Regions from separate parts of the Mus musculus genome. Here region 2 is linked to region 1. The links are chromatin loops, found by intact Hi-C in ENCODE. Cell type or tissue: gastrocnemius. All regions are shown on one strand. Each heading gives the region's core, and the rest is flanking DNA. Links, peaks and the distances in the headings are about the cores only.

Evidence for each region. A loop is a pair of places that touch in the nucleus more often than their neighbours do. Peaks named below come from ENCODE experiments on the same cell type or tissue, not always from the same donor. Only the 100,000 strongest peaks of a DNase experiment are listed, where the experiment ranks them.
Region 2: it touches region 1 in a loop (3-fold over the local background); 1 of 42 quality-filtered maps calls a loop at or near these places.

What each region holds. Positions count from the first base shown.
Region 1 is chr1:134,077,833-134,084,010 of GRCm38, reverse strand. Btg2 (BTG anti-proliferation factor 2) reads left to right here and starts at 4,856. Exons shown (of 2, transcript NM_007570.2): 1 at 4,856-5,099. The coding sequence starts at 4,958. Gm31974 (a long non-coding RNA gene) reads right to left here and starts at 1,555. Exons shown (of 2, transcript XR_878547.1): 1 at 1,002-1,555; 2 at 1-48. In gastrocnemius, for the core only: no CTCF peak of the experiment used is centred there; DNase peaks (open chromatin) are centred at 3,998, 4,780, 5,669 and 6,031; H3K4me3 peaks cover 2,077 bases; H3K27ac peaks cover 2,417 bases.
Region 2 is chr1:133,129,798-133,132,297 of GRCm38, reverse strand. It overlaps Ppp1r15b (protein phosphatase 1, regulatory subunit 15B), which reads right to left and starts at 1,132. Exons shown (of 2, transcript NM_133819.3): 1 at 1-1,132. The coding sequence starts at 551. In gastrocnemius, for the core only: no CTCF peak of the experiment used is centred there; DNase peaks (open chromatin) are centred at 217 and 1,089; H3K4me3 peaks cover 2,352 bases; H3K27ac peaks cover 2,500 bases.

The sequences.
Region 1 (6,178 bases), core at 3,623-6,122:
GCCTGGCCTACGCAGTCATGCACAGGTGGGTCTGTTCTCAGCTTCTGTCTTCAGAACAAATAATGGAATGGGTTACTCTCTAGCTTCCAGACTCTTCTCCAGCCCTCAACACATTGTCAAAAATGGTTCTCTAGGGTTTAAAATACGTCAAAACCCCCCAAATGAGGAAGCCCTTGTCTGAACTTCCTTTAGTCGGATGGCCAGTGATCTGCTTACTGCCCAGTTCCCTGTACACTGTCTGCGTCTGTCCCAACTCCCTGTTCACTTTTGGGTCGAGGAAAAGGTTGAAAGACAGACTTTGCAAGCAGAGCTCACATCCCCAGTTCCCTGTGAATAGGCTTTGGTGACAAAGATATTTTCTTCTGCTCTTAATTCCTATTTCTGAATGTCAAGGATAACTCCCAGACTGGTGGCTTAGAACGACCTTGGGTTCGGCTTTTGAGAAGTGGGCAGAGCCCCCTTTGTAGAGATGTGTGGAAGGATTCATCAGTACTTCCGGTCTGCTTAAGGAGGGGTGAAGAGGCAGCTGGTCCACCCTGGTGATGTGCCTTATCAGCTCTGGGCAGCATAGCAAGGTGCTAGCGATGTTGATGTCGGGAAGTGAGATCAAATTAGCATCTGCAGCAGCTACACCCAGGCAAACTCAGCACCCCCACCCCAAGGCCAGTCCCTTTCAAAGAGCAGGCTTCACCAGACACCAGGACACAGCAACCCTGTACTCCCTCACTCCCGCCAAACTCCAGCTCACGCATACACTTTAATACGTACACTCACTCAATTATAAATACCACCCTCCTGCCCACACTGATACACAGAGAGACCAACAGAATCACACATAGTGCCGTGTGGGAGGGAGCTGAAGTCATTCTCCCAGAATAGCTCAGCCCGGCCTCTGCCAGCAGAGCCACCGAGTTTGCCTCAGGTTTCCACATGTGGTAAGAACGGAGAGGTAACCTTGACAACCGAGCCAAGGCCCCAAGGCCCCCCACAGAAGTACATACCACTAGTGGCTTCTAACAAGGAAGCTGTGTGATTTCCTCACAGACAAGGCCGGGACAGAAGGACAGAGTCCCTTGGCCTAAGGAGGGCAGTTTGGAATGTCATGTCATTCTCCAATGATCCACACCGGTAGGCCAGACAAATGGATGGAATGCTGAACTGAGAGCAGAGGAAAAGAAGATCTGGGATCACATGGCATTGAAGTTTCTGGTGCAGATAAAGTGTAGAGCCAAGGTCATCCTCACCTCTGCTATCACCGAGGCACCAGTGACTTGAACTATGGAGTCATAGTCAGCACAGTGTGTCAGCATTTATGCTCACCACACAACCCATAGATGCAGGTAGAAGAATAAATAAAAGAATGGGGAAGAAGACATAAGCAGGAATGGCAGGAGGTAGAGAGGGTGAGGTAGAGCGGAGCCGTTCTCCTTATTCTGGTGTCCAAAACACTCCAAGGACAGGAGGCAGTGGCGACCTGGAAGAGAAGAGGAGTGACACCTTTACTTTGAAGCTTCTGCCCGTTCCCATCAACTTAGACCAGCTTTCCCCCTTTGTTTAGTTTTTGTTGATGTTTGAGATCAGATCTCACCATGTAACCCTAGGTGGTATAAAATCTTCTATGCAGACCAGGCTGGCCTTGAACTCACAGACACCTGCCTTCCTCTGTTTCCCCAGCGCTGGGGCTAAAAGTGTGTGCCACCACAGCTGGTGCTATCATCAACTAAAAGGCAGTTTAAAGGAATTTCTTTAAAAATTAGGACTCAAGTAATGTATTTGATGCTATCAGAAATCAGTCCTAAGTCCTAAGTGGCAGCCAACACCTTTAATTCCAGTGCTCAGAGAGGCAGGGGCCAGCTGGTCTACCAATGGAGTTCCAGGCTCGCCATGTTGAACATGTTTCAAAACAAACAAACAAACAAAGTAAAAGATTCTAGAACTTAAATCCTGATTTGGAGATGTTGCTTCTGTGTGGTGACTTGGGAATGTTGAGAGTAAGATAGTTAAGCCACTCTGTAGGCTCAGGAGAAGAGAAGCCGGGAAGGAGGAGGCCTGCCTTTGGTTCTTGGGGAGCACGGTGCACTACAGCATCAGAGTACAATCTAATGGTGTCTCTGCAGAAACCCAGCGGATAATACCACGCTGCAGCAGCACCCCCAAATCAGGACTTAAGTTCTAGAATTGTTTGTTTTGTAACACGGTTTCAAGGTGTAGCTCTGACTGGCCTAGAACTCTGCAGGTAGACCAGGTTGGCCCCTGCCTCTCTGAGTACTGTGATTAAAGGTGATTGCTACTACCACACCTAGCCTTAGAATTGATTTCAGGGTTGGGGACACCTTACCTGTGTGGCCAAGCAGCAGGGACTGGGGAAGCCAATGACAACAACACCACATTTGTAATCTGCAAGCTATATCCTGTCCTGGCTCTACTGAGTGGTCACTGCATAAACTGCAGAGAGATGTGAACATACACATAGGGGCATGTTTGAGTTAAAGAAAAACAAGGCTGATGTTTTGGGTTGCAGAAAGCTTTTTTCCATTAATCTGGTTATAGGATGTTAGGCCCAGAACACCAAACCCGAGCCAAAGACTCTGGGAGATGACAGTAAGAGTGTCAAATTCAGGAACTGAACAAACCAGTCAGATCAGGCTTGTGCGCTTTGACCTATTCGGCTGCCTTCCTTGGTGGCTAGCCTTGGTCAATTCTGGCCTTGCTGACAGCTGACCTCTCTGGTTCATTGCATCTAGGTTACCTTTCTACAAGGTCAGCCCTGCTTCCTGTTTAAAAAAAAAAAAAAGCAGGAATAATCACCTCACCCTTCCTGTCCCAGCCCTAGAGGAGGGGCAGTGAAGAAGCCATCCAGGGGTGTGTTTAATGCCAGATTGCTAGAGTCCCAGGGCATTTTGATTCACCCCGAGAAACAGAAGGAAGAACATTCAAAATGAGAGGTGTCCGGGAAATATGAGGCATACAACATAGTAGCCCACTCCCAAGTCCCTTGTAAACTGATGCTGGGCCAGGGGGAGAGGTCCTGCTTGTAAGGCTGAGGCAGGAGGATCCCCAGTTTGTGATGAGCTAAGTGACCACAGGGGTAACATCAGTTCAGCATTGGGAGGATGGCATGTGTTTTCAAGGTGAAGTTTCAGGGATCTGCAGGAGTATGCATTGGCGGCTAAGAGGTAGGAAGGTACTCCGAGTTAAAGACACAGCCATGGTGTGTGAGATAAGGGCCATGTTATAGACAAGTGAATAGTGGGGGAAATTCTGTGACCCAGATGGCAGAGCTGTCGTGATACTGTCTTCTGACAGTGACGAAAGGGACCCTATAGTACAAAGTGGTAGGAACCTACAAAGGTAGGTCGTTTGTAGAAAATGATGAAATGTCTTGCTGGTCAGGCAAATGAGTCCAGGCAACCTGGCAAGGGGGGGAGGGGTTGTCTCAGATGGTTTGAGCAAGGCAAGAGCAAGCAGATGGACACTTTAGAAAAAGACTCTTTCCGGGAAGGTGCTTTGGGCATGGGAGGGGAAGGAACCCACTGAGATTATTTAGGGATGAAGAAGCCAACAGTCTTGGGACCAGGTCTGAGGAAGCAAAAAGAGGGTCTGGGTGCTATAGGGACAGTGATCAGTAGCTTTGTCTGAAAGGGGGAACAGGGAGGGAGGTAGCTTTAGAGGGAGCACTAGACATTTAGAGGGAGGGATAGAGCATGTGGGAAAAGGGACAGAAGTATTGATGGGAAGTCCACTGAAGAAAAACAAGCAGCAAAACAGACAGTGGAGAGAAAAGGGAAGAGGGAAATGGGGTAGGGTGGATACAGAGGATCCAGGTAGGGAAGCTGGTGGCTCAGACCAGGGATACAGGGAGAGAAGCCTGGCTTAGAACTCAGGGAAAACAGGATTTTACACAAGCCATGGCGCTAAATTCAGGCCCCATCCTGTGCAGGGCTCAGAGATGTGGGTGACAAGTTGCCCCACTCAGTAGTCTGCCTAGCTTCCTGGCACCAGTCCCTGAGCCCCTGCGTGTAGACAAGCCAGACCTGAAGCCTTTCCTCTGGGGAGCTAGTGTTTACAAAAGCCTCAGTGCACAAAAAGGAAGGAAAACAATCAGGGAAGAGGGAGGGGCAGGGAACTGATGGAAAACTTTGTACAATTCACACCAGATTACTTAAACACACACACACACACACACACACACACACACACACACACACACACACACACACACACAGACACTGCCATTTAAAGGAAAGTGAGTGCTGGAAAAATAACCCTACGGACAGAAAATACTCTCCTCGACACTCCTCCCACCAAACAGTGAGAGCTGATTACTTTTAGGCAATTACAGAAGAGGAAGAGCAGAATTTGTTGGGGGAGGTGGAATTATTATGGAAGCAAAAAGAATACAATCCCCATTGCTGAAAACACGAGGAACCCGTTTTGATCAGCTGGGGGGATGAGTGGCAGAGATGTTCAGGTAGGGGGGTGAACGGCTCTGTCAGTGTCTGTCAGGAGACATGGGAGAAATAACATCGGCGAGGGCATCCTGGAGGAGGCAGCAGGCAACCTGGGTTTTGGCGCTGTGCAGAGACGACGTCCGGGCATGCCCGGTGTAGCGCGCTTCCTCTGCCCAGGTCCAAGGCCCTCTCCCGCCTGCCTCCCACAGCACGGGAGTCCGGTGCTTGTTCCCAATAATGACGTCAGTGAGCGATGACCTCAGCGCCTGGGAGGCGCGGGCGAGCTGGCGGGCGGGGCGGAGAGGGGCGGGCGCAGGCGGAGGGGAGAGGCGAGACACCGGAGGGGCACGCCCCCATCCGCCAGCGTCGGCCAATGGGCGCCACCGACGGCTCCCCGCCTCCCCGAGTGGTATGAAAGGCGCAGCCCGGGGAAAGTCCGGGCAGAGCCCGAGAGGTGGCCAGACCGTCATCATCGTTCTAATACAGCTACTTCCTCAGCCACCGGTATGAGCCACGGGAAGAGAACCGACATGCTCCCGGAGATCGCCGCCGCCGTGGGTTTCCTCTCCAGTCTCCTGAGGACTCGGGGCTGCGTGAGCGAGCAGAGACTCAAGGTTTTCAGTAGGGCGCTCCAGGACGCACTGACCGGTGAGCACACGTCGGGGTCTTGGAACCACTCGGGCGCGGCCACTTCTTGCCTGGGGTGTCTTTATCACTGTTCTGTGACGGGGACCCCTACGCGAACAACTCCGGGTCTCAGATGTCTTTCTCTAATTAATCTCTGAGGCCACTGATGGTCCTCTGTCCCTTCGGTTAAGTCCCCGTCTCCCAGCCCTCCAGTCCCCGCCTCGCTCCCGAGGCTCCGACCCTCTTCCTTGAGTACATTCTGAGACCCTGACAACACCATGAGAAAAGTCAGTGTGTGTGTGTATTCAGAGTCCGAGCTCACCCTTATCTCCGAATCTTGGAGAACAACAGACCCTCAGGGGATGTGAAGCCAGGCCAAGCTGTGCGACTTTTATGCGCAATTGAACTTTCTAGACAACTCTTGAGTCCTAGCCACTGTTGCTGTATAGTCCTGAGCCTGTCATCATACAGGCCCATTCTGCCGCGTGTTTACCCGCTGCAAGTTGTAATCTGGGCCCCCTTTGTATTTTTTCTTTTTTGGTCCCTCTTCACCATCTGCCACCTATTGTAGTACAGAAAAGAGCCTGGTAGCCTAGCCAACTGCGAGGGCGGGGAGGGGGTGTGTGTGTTATGGAGGCAGGGTGTGAGGGACGGAGGTGGAGGAGTGATAAGCCACCCTTTAGCCTCTGTCCGCAGCTGTTATAACTGGTTGGTTGCCTTGGGCTGCGATAGCCATCTCTCAACATGTTGGCACAGATCTGAGGACCAACAGCTGTTTCATCAAAACAAAACCATTTTTTATCCCCTTACCTTTGCTAAAGATCTCAAAACTCTTCTGATGCGGAAGGGATGAGAGGCCTTGTGACTTGTTGGGCAACCAACAACATTGGCCGCTTACCTACCGGCTTTGAAATTTCAGTGCCTTGGTCGTCAGAGGCCCTGCCGGTTCTTGCTAGCCCTTCCTGCCTTAAACAGGATTGTGCCAAAAATATCCATGACCACCATAGAGCATCTACCTGAAAGCTCTGGGGCTGCTTTCCAGTGTACAAAAACTTGGAAAGGACCCAGGAATCTTTCTAAGTGGCAGGGGGAGTTTAAGG
Region 2 (2,500 bases), core at 1-2,500, 950 kb after region 1:
AGGCTACTGGGCAGCAACTCCACTCCCCACAGCTGCTGCTCCAGGAGGAAAGTGGGCGCTGCAGAGTCTAAAGCTCTTTCCTGGGCCTTGAGTTTTAACTCCAGGTCTGAGGACGAGCACTGCCACTGGAGTCCCTCCTCTAGCCAATCAAGAGAACTGACAACCAAGTCTTCCGAAGAGTCCAGCCGCAGTGAACTCAGAGACTTCTGCACCGTGGGAGCGGCAGATTCCTCCCGTCCTCTCAAAGCTCTCAGGGCGCTGTAACTTGCGGCAAAATCTAGCCATCTGGTAGGAATCAGGCCCCCGAAAAGCTGGCTCCAAAGCAGCAGCTTCTGGAATAGGCTAGGGAGCAGGGCAAGGAGCTGAGAAAGCAATTTGGTCCAGTACCTGGTCCGACGCTCGGGCAGAGCGGAGTTCCCGGGATTTTGTCGAGAGGAAGGCGGCGGGAACTCCGAAGAGCAGGCGTGCGATCGCCGAAGGAAGGGCAGCCGGAACCAGGAGCCCAGCCGAGGGCCAGGCCGCTTCCGGGCCCTGTGCGTTCCTGTCTCCATCTCCTTTCCTTGGCGGCTTCTCAGACAGGAGGAGGACAGAGCTCAGCGGCGTCAGCGCAGGCTGGATCCGAGGTCTACACAGTCTCCGCCTTGCCCAGCCACGGAGTGGGTACTGCAGTCCGATTCCCGCGCCGGCAGAGGAGGCCCAGAGAGCGGCGGCTTCCGCAACGAGTGCTGCACCGGACGGCCCAGAGGCCCGCGCAAGCGGTGGCGACCGCGGTTAGGTCCATCCCGGCTAGGGAAGGAGACGTCCTAGGCCGTGTGAGATCGCTCCACCATAGAGAAGACCCTCCCTCGCGCGGCGGCGACGGAGACGACGGCGGCGTTTCCGGTGGCCCGCACGGAGGCGCGAAACGCCAAGGCGGAAAGGGTGGCTGGGTGGCAGGCGAGGGCGCAAAGAAGCGAAGCTCAAAATGGCCGCAGCCGCACACCCGGAAGCTGCAGGGCGAGACGGAGGACCGAGGGCGTCTACTCCCTACCGCCCAGCGGCGCCTCACGTCATTCGCCGAACCCCCACCCTTGCCTCCCGAGAGGCGGACTTGCCTCACCCTCGTGCGTGGCCTCTGATTGGCCGCGTCTGTGGTCCCTGTCGGCTTCCTTACTCGGGGTAGAGCGGGGCTCGCACGCGGCGAGTTGCATCAGCCGGACCTAGGATGTACGCTTGCGCAGTCAGTTCATTCTGGTCTCCTAGGAGACTCCGCGCCCCACCCTCTAGGTCAAAGGGAATGGCTGGGGAGGTGAGTGGGTTTCAAGAGAACCCGAGAATTCTCCCGAGCCCTTTTTTATGGATCCGATTGCTAGGCAAATTATCCGCTTATCTGACACGTGTATCGGTCTTCTCCTATTAAGGGCGTAGGAAGACTGGAGTGAAACGATGTAGGCAGTGCTGTATAACCAACTCGCCTGGTGCTAAGACACACATCATCCCTAGTGAATCATAGTGAAACTGAATCACTCACACATTCCTGTCCCCTCTGCTTTAGGATTTCTAAGTCTCTAGCATTGCCTGTGATCTAATTTGGACATCTTTCAGGGTCCATTTGACAAAATACCCCTCAGAAAGAAAAACGCGGTGTTACTAGCAAGCTGAAGTCACAGGTGGGAAGATAACTGTTAACTAACTCAGAAACAGCGCGTTCAATTCACTTATTTCCTCAGTAACAAGAGCCACAGAGTAGAGCATCCGGCGAAGGATAACACATTGGTGACTTTTGTCCTCTGAAAAATATTGGCTGATTAATTTTAATTACTGTAATAAGGGGAGGATTTTGTTTGTTTGAAACAGATTTTACTATGAAGCTCAGGCTGGCCTCAAACTAACCACAATCTTTCTGCCTCGGCCTTCCAACCAAGTACTGGCTGATTTATCTCTTACTAGTTTGGTTTCTTTCTTCCTTTTTTATTTTTATTTTTTTCTTTTCTTACTTATCTATTTATTTGTTTATTTGAGGCCGGGTCTCTCTACAGAGCCCTGACTGTTTGGAACTGGCGATGTAGACCAGGCTGGCCTTGAACTTATTAGTTCTGTCTCTTCCTCTCCAGCAAAGAGATTAAAGGCATGCACCACCATGCCTGGTCTTTAGTTCACTTTCTTATTCTCATTTTAATCCACAATGCAAAGACCAAGTGGCTATCACAGAGCGTAGTGGTTACACTAAGGAGGAGAATCTTGCTGCCCTGGGGGAGGGTCAGCTGATCCTCATGACTTGTTGAGCAAGGAACAAGCTCTTTCTTCCCTGAAACCAAGAGTTTTTACTGTTTACGCCCCCACAACATCTTATTACTTGTGTCTGGCAGTAACTGGTTTCTTAATCCTAAAAGCTTTAGGAAAACGTAATTAGCAATGAGTCGTTTTTTTCATAGTAGCAGGAGGTCCGAGTATGCAAATAAGTTACTTCGGGCTTCAGTTCCTTTTGGGGTGAAGCCGAGAGGATCATCTAACCGCTGGG